Linked DNA regions of Homo sapiens: region 1 is linked to region 2. A link is a contact called in ENCODE Hi-C data. All regions are on one chromosome and are shown on one strand. The core of a region is the stretch at or near the end of the contact, and the rest is flanking DNA. Distances in the headings are between cores, read along the strand shown. Region 1 overlaps CRYBG1 (crystallin beta-gamma domain containing 1). Region 2 holds the start of PNISR (PNN interacting serine and arginine rich protein).

Region 1 (3,440 bases), core at 1-2,500, 7.1 Mb after region 2:
ACGTACTCAATAAATTAGTTCATCCCTCATCCCTAGAGTTTCTTGGCTATATAATCTTCCGATCCCTCATATGCAAGCAAAACACCCATTAAAAATAGTTGGTAGTGTACTTAGGACTATTTAAAAATAGTTTCATTAAAAAACAAATGTGGCAGAGAATGGTGGCTCATGCCTGTAATCCCAGCACTTGGGGAGGCCAAGATGGGAGGATTGCTTGAAGCCAGGAGTTTGAGACCAGCCTGGGTGACATAGACCCCATTCTACAAAAAAATAAAAATAAAAAAATTAGTTGGGTGTGTGATATGTGCCTGTAGTCCCAGCTACCTGGGAGGCTGAAGCAGGAGGATTGCCTGAGCCCAGGAGTTCGAGGCTGCAGCAATCTATGATCACACTGCTGTACTCCAGTCTTGGCGACAGAGCAAGACCTTGTCTTAAAAACACATGTGTGCGCACACACACACACACATACACACACACACACACCACACTCCAAATGTTATATATCAGGGAGATGTTGGCTTTTCATAGTTTTATAATTAATTGGTTTGTGTGTTCACTTTTTAAAACTAGGTCAATAACTTTATCTTCCTGCTTTTTCCTCACAGCCCTGCCAAGCCCAAACATGTGGAACTAAATCTTAAAACCCCTAAGAATCTTGACAGTTTGGGAAATGAGCACAATCCATTTAGCCAGCCAGTTCACAAAGGCAACACTGCCACCAAAATCTCCTTATTTGAAAACAAACGGACAAACAGTAGCCCAAGACACACTGACATTCGAGGCCAAAGGAATACTCCTGCCTCTAGTAAAACGTTTGTTGGGAGGGCAAAGCTGAATTTAGCCAAAAAAGCCAAAGAAATGGAGCAACCTGAAAAGAAAGTAATGCCAAACAGTCCCCAGAATGGTGTGCTGGTTAAGGAAACTGCTATAGAAACCAAAGTTACCGTCTCGGAAGAAGAGATTCTGCCAGCAACCAGAGGAATGAATGGAGACTCTTCTGAGAATCAAGCTCTTGGTCCTCAGCCTAACCAAGATGATAAAGCAGATGTACAAACAGATGCTGGCTGCCTTTCAGAACCAGTGGCTTCTGCTCTGATTCCTGTCAAGGATCATAAGCTCTTAGAGAAGGAGGACTCAGAGGCTGCAGACAGCAAAAGCCTTGTACTTGAAAATGTAACCGATACAGCACAAGACATCCCCACCACTGTGGATACCAAAGATTTACCTCCAACGGCCATGCCAAAGCCACAGCATACATTTTCTGACTCACAGTCCCCTGCTGAGTCATCTCCTGGGCCTTCTCTTTCACTGTCTGCACCCGCTCCTGGGGATGTTCCCAAAGACACATGTGTTCAATCACCCATAAGCAGTTTCCCATGCACTGATCTAAAAGTGTCAGAAAACCATAAAGGATGTGTTTTGCCTGTGTCTCGTCAGAACAATGAGAAAATGCCACTTTTAGAACTTGGAGGAGAAACAACCCCTCCTTTGTCCACAGAGCGTAGTCCAGAAGCTGTGGGAAGTGAGTGTCCATCCAGAGTCCTCGTCCAGGTCAGGTCCTTCGTGCTCCCCGTGGAGAGCACCCAGGATGTGAGCTCCCAGGTCATCCCAGAGAGCTCTGAAGTTAGAGAAGTGCAGTTGCCAACTTGTCACAGTAATGAACCTGAAGTGGTTTCCGTTGCAAGTTGTGCTCCCCCACAAGAGGAAGTACTGGGCAATGAACACTCTCATTGCACAGCAGAGCTCGCGGCAAAATCTGGCCCACAAGTCATACCGCCAGCATCAGAGAAAACTCTGCCTATTCAGGCTCAAAGTCAGGGCAGCAGAACACCCCTGATGGCTGAATCCAGTCCCACCAACTCTCCCAGCAGCGGAAATCACTTAGCCACTCCTCAAAGGCCAGATCAGACTGTTACAAATGGCCAGGATAGCCCTGCCAGCCTTTTGAACATTTCTGCTGGTAGTGATGATAGTGTATTTGATTCTTCTTCTGATATGGAAAAATTCACTGAAATTATAAAACAGATGGATAGCGCAGTTTGTATGCCCATGAAAAGAAAGAAGGCCAGGATGCCAAACTCTCCTGCTCCTCACTTTGCCATGCCTCCTATTCACGAAGACCATTTAGAAAAGGTGTTTGATCCCAAAGTGTTTACCTTTGGTTTGGGGAAGAAGAAGGAAAGTCAGCCAGAAATGTCACCGGCTTTACATTTGATGCAGAACCTTGACACAAAATCCAAACTGAGACCCAAACGTGCATCTGCTGAACAGAGCGTCCTCTTCAAGTCCCTGCACACCAACACTAATGGGAACAGTGAGCCTCTGGTGATGCCGGAAATCAATGACAAAGAGAACAGGGACGTCACAAATGGTGGCATTAAGAGATCGAGACTAGAAAAAAGTGCACTTTTCTCAAGCTTGTTATCTTCTTTACCACAAGACAAAATCTTTTCTCCTTCTGTGACATCAGTCAACACTATGACCACGGCTTTCAGTACTTCTCAGAACGGTTCCCTATCTCAGTCTTCAGTGTCACAGCCCACGACTGAGGGTGCCCCGCCCTGTGGTTTGAACAAAGAACAGTCAAATCTTCTGCCCGACAACTCCTTAAAGGTCTTCAATTTCAACTCGTCAAGTACATCACACTCCAGTTTGAAAAGTCCAAGCCACATGGAAAAATACCCGCAAAAAGAGAAAACCAAAGAAGATCTGGATTCACGAAGCAACCTACACTTGCCAGAAACTAAATTTTCTGAATTGTCAAAACTGAAGAATGATGATATGGAAAAGGCTAATCATATTGAAAGTGTTATTAAATCAAACTTGCCAAACTGTGCAAACAGTGACACCGACTTCATGGGTCTTTTCAAATCAAGCCGGTATGACCCAAGCATTTCTTTTTCTGGAATGTCATTATCAGACACAATGGTAAGTAGCAATGTGTTATTATTTATTTGGGGTATTTTTAAAGCAAGGGAAGAGAAGGATGATGAGCAACTCATGTTATTCTTTTAGAAATGGTTAAGCTTATGTGCTATAGTTTTTATTCATTCATCACATATTTGAAAACCTGCAATGTACAAGGGACCGTTAGAGTGCAAGAAAAAAATGTACTAAGAGTCTTCACTGAAGGCATCTGTAGTCTTGCAGGGAGATAAAGCTACAAATGCTCTAAGGCACATGATCTTTTTTTTTTTTTTTTTTTTTTTTTGAGACAGAGTCTCGCTCTGTCGCCCAGGCTGGAGTGCAGTGGTGCAATCTCAGCTCACTGCAACCTCCACCTCCTGGGTTCAAGCGATTCTTCTGCCTCGGCTTCCCTAGTAGCAGGGAATGCAGGCGCGTGCCACCACGCCTGGCTAATTTTTGTATTTTTAGTAAAGACTGAAAATACAAATACGGGGGTTTTACCATATTGGCTGGGCTGGTCTCGAACTCCTGAC
Region 2 (3,643 bases), core at 243-2,742:
CTGGAGGCGTATAGTGTAAGCTCTATGGGGTTGATTTCATTCTAAGGCCTCTCTCCTTGGCTTGTGGATGGTTGTCTTCTCCCTATGTCTTCACATGATCATCCCTCTGTATCCTACTCTCTTCTTATAAGGACAGCAGTTATTAATATATTGGGCTAAGGTCCACCCTAGTGACCTCATCTTCTTTAAAGACCCTCTCTCCAAATACAGTCACGTTCTGGGGTACTGAGGTTAGGACTTCAAGATACGAATTTTAGAGGGGCACAAGTCAGCCCTTAACAGTCATCAAAAACTAGTTAAGCCTGAGAAACTGTCACAGCCAAGAATATACAGCCTAAGAATATACAACAACTAAATGTAATGTGATATCCTAGCTGGCATCCTGGAACAGAAAAAGGACTTTAGGTAAAATGTGAGGAAGTAGGAATAAACTATGGACCTTAGTTAATAATTTATCATTATTGGTTCATTAGTTGCAACAAATGTACCATACTAACATCTATTAATAAGAAGATAAACTGTGTGTGTAGTGGGGACGTCGTATGTGCTCAACGTAAACAAAAACTGTTCTAAAACATAAAGTCTATTAGTAAGTTAAAAAAAAAAACTCTCAAGAACATCTTTAAAGAACTGTTTTCTCTATAAGCCCTTTGCCACTTTACAAAAAAATTCCACAAGTAAAATCTTTAGTAGTCTGGTTGCTGTTGTTTTCGCCCTGCTGCACTCAAATGAGGAATTCTAAGTTTATTTTGTTTTACTTGGGGGCAGGGGGAAGTAAAAAGATGTAAAAGATTAATGTTGAATTAAAATCTTAAGCTAGAATGTTAATTTAACAACCCACAAACAAATTTGTCTAATGCTCAATTTGTTCAGATGACGATACTATCCACCACAGGGTAAAAAACTGAAATATTGGATACTACCTTTAGCGAAGCTTAACACATAATATCCATCATTGGGTAAGAACACACGAAAAACACAAACTAAGGAACTGCGCCTGCGTAGTCAGAGCCTCAAAGGGTATAAGCTCCAGGTCGCGAGCCCCCGCCTCCTCCGCCCCCATGAACCCCCTTCCCACAAGGGGGTTCCCACTGCGCACGCGCAGTGTTTAACGGCCGGTCAGGAACCCAACAATTAGTCCCTTCTCGTCCGAGAGGAAACTCTGTGAGAAGATGGGACCGTGAGCACTCTCTTTAACAAGGACATTTCCTTTTCAGCGAAAGCAGCGCTCTGATTTACCAAGTCTGGCGGACCGCAGCGCTTTAAAGGAATGAGGTTCCAGCGGTCGCGCCAAGCAGCGTACGCAGCCTATTTTAAGTTATGCTACCTTCGCCACAGAAACCAAGAACGTTGTAATGGTCCGGCAAGTGCCCACGTATAATTGTTCTCCATCACTTACCCACTCTAGTTCGGGAACACCCTTGTCGCCGCCGTTCCGGTAACACCTCTCCAACGCTTTCGATGCTTCTACTTCTTCGGGAACAAGACAAGATGGCGCCCGATTTGTCTCACCCGGAAGTAAAGAATAATAACATCCGTTTGTCATCTGAAGCCATACCATCTCTCATCCAGGTTTGTGAACACGTGATTGTGCGGATTGACATGTTTCGGCGCCATTTTTTTTGTGGGCAAAACCATCTCTACTCTGGTCAACACCGGGCAACTGAACCATTCCTGCACGTTACTTTTTAACGTAGCTGGCGCCATTCCCGACCCATCTTTATAGTGGCCAGAAAGCCAAGAACGTAAGTGTTCTACACATAGGGCGCCTTCAAATTTTTTACTTTAGCAACGTGATCTTCCTTTAAGGGGAAGTATGTTCCCTCCTAGAAACACTCCCGCCTTGGAGAAGGGGTTGAGTTCGCAACTCCACTTACAGACTACGGAGGAACCCCAGGGTCAAACCAAACCAAACCAATTCTGGCCAGTTGCTTAGCGCAGTTCAAGTTACTTAGTGCGCTGGAAGCGGCATTTCAGGCAATCCAACTTCTGGCTCGAACCTTCTCGGAGTATTCCAAGGATGGAATACTCTCACTTGAGCGCTGCCGAGGGTGCCGCTTGAGGAAAACGTGAGTTTGTGAAGGTGAGCAGTCTGGGTCGGTAGCGAAAGCGGAGACCTTAGCTGACCCCGCAGCTGTCTTTCTCTTTGTTAACCTCAACACATCGCGCCCCCTTCCGGGAACACTTGCTCTTCTCTCCTTGGCTTAACTAGTCCCGGTTTTTCATTCTTTATCCGTGACTTTTAGGGAACCGTGGGGGGGAAGTCTGGTTTCCGTCCTGCTGCTTTCCTTCAACTACAAGATGGCTTCTCAAAAGGACGCATGCAATGCCATTCCTCAAAGACAGTATGTTGATTTCACAGTGTTTTTATATGAACAACGTTCAAGTGTCAAAAGTATCAATTTCCAGGCTAGGAGCTACAAGTTAAAAGGAAAACAAAAATGTTCCAAAGATACAGTGTTTATTAGCTACATCTTGGGAAGTGCCTTTCCAGAGAGTAACATGAAAACTTCTGCGTGACAAAGTGCACGAAGTATCTGAATTATTTCATTGGGCAATTGTCGTGCAAAAGAAATAGCAAATTACCGTAGAAACAAAATAGTAAGAGCACAGCTAGATGGATAAAGATACAGATGTGAAAATATAGATGCCCTTTGCATGAAAATTCAGTTTTCCTCAGCACTAGAGACCCAGATACTCCTGAATTAGCATTATAATAAAGTCGTCACTAGCTAACCATCTGCCTTTCCTCCAATCCACGGACGTGGTCCTCAAAATAACATTTTATCTTGTGAGAAACCTTCATTAATTACACCTAACAACACCATGACGCAGGTTCATGAGGATACTACTGAAGGCAAAAGGAAATCCCTATTTCTCTGACCCTTTCCCTAATTTCCACTTAGCACAAATAAGACTACTGGACAGTCTGATTTTAAAAAATCACTGTATGGGCCGGGCTTGGTGGCTCCCGCCTGTAATCCCAGCACTTTGGGAGGCCGAGGCGGGCAGATCACTTGAGGTCAGGAGTTCAAGACCAGCCTGGCCAACATGGTGAAACCCCGTCTCTACTAAAAATACAAAAATTACCTGGGCGTGGTGGCAGGCGCCTGTAATCCTAGCTACTAGGGGGGCTGAGGCAGGAGAATTGCTTGAACTCAGGGTCAGAGGTCGCAGTGAGCCGAGATCCCTCCACTGCACTCCAGCCTGGGCAACAGAGTGAGTCTCTGTCTCAAAAGAATAAAATAAATAAAAACCACTGTATGGAGCAAAAACTAGAAGGACATATACCACATGTTATCAGTAATCTCTAATTTTGCTCTGTGATTTTGTGCATTTTCCAAGTTTTTTGCATCAGGTCTGATTTTCAAGTTTAATTCTCTGAGAAACATTCTCATCAGAGGAATGTTCTATCTTCTTAGAGAAACCTGATTGGCCTAGTGAAACTGTCATGTTCCTACTCTCTATAATCATATTGTAATTCTTTGCTTGTTTCCCTAGTAAAGGTGAGGCAATTTTCGGGTAAGGGATTTCCCCCTCACCTCTGCCCTCCAAGTGGCCAGCATCTGCTTTGCACACAGAAATTTTTACATCTGCTATATGTTTGCATTAATATGTTCAACAATGATCCTAATGTAGGCCA

Evidence for each region. Hi-C counts contacts between places; a loop is a spot of excess contacts on that map. Pooled maps may share reads with other maps.
Region 1: a map of naive thymus-derived CD4-positive, alpha-beta T cell shows a loop between it and region 2 (8-fold over the local background). The contact joins the enhancer-like site here to the promoter of PNISR in region 2. A Hi-C loop is called at or near these places in 2 of 168 maps with a recorded cell type or tissue (both naive thymus-derived CD4-positive, alpha-beta T cell), 2 of 37 single-sample maps with no recorded cell type and 8 of 50 pooled maps.

The regions. Positions count from the first base shown.
Region 1 is chr6:106,518,526-106,521,965 of GRCh38, forward strand. It overlaps CRYBG1 (crystallin beta-gamma domain containing 1), which reads left to right. Exons shown (of 22, transcript NM_001371242.2): 4 at 606-2,928. Among named protein-coding and RNA genes, the nearest start is that of RTN4IP1, 110 kb to the right of the region's middle. RefSeq lists enhancers at 740-1,939, 1,162-1,651, 2,392-2,441. Within about 2 kb of position 1,251, at least 24 of the 41 ENCODE cell types and tissues checked have a DNase peak (open chromatin) inside an H3K27ac peak, as active enhancers do.
Region 2 is chr6:99,423,816-99,427,458 of GRCh38, forward strand. It overlaps PNISR (PNN interacting serine and arginine rich protein), which reads right to left and starts at 1,493. Exons shown (of 12, transcript NM_032870.4): 1 at 1,400-1,493. It overlaps PNISR-AS1 (PNISR antisense RNA 1), which reads left to right and starts at 1,056. Exons shown (of 3, transcript NR_125843.1): 1 at 1,056-1,299; 2 at 1,409-1,572. RefSeq lists enhancers at 794-1,314, 1,135-1,604, 1,296-2,495, 1,315-1,834, 1,835-2,355 and 3 more and a silencer at 971-1,151.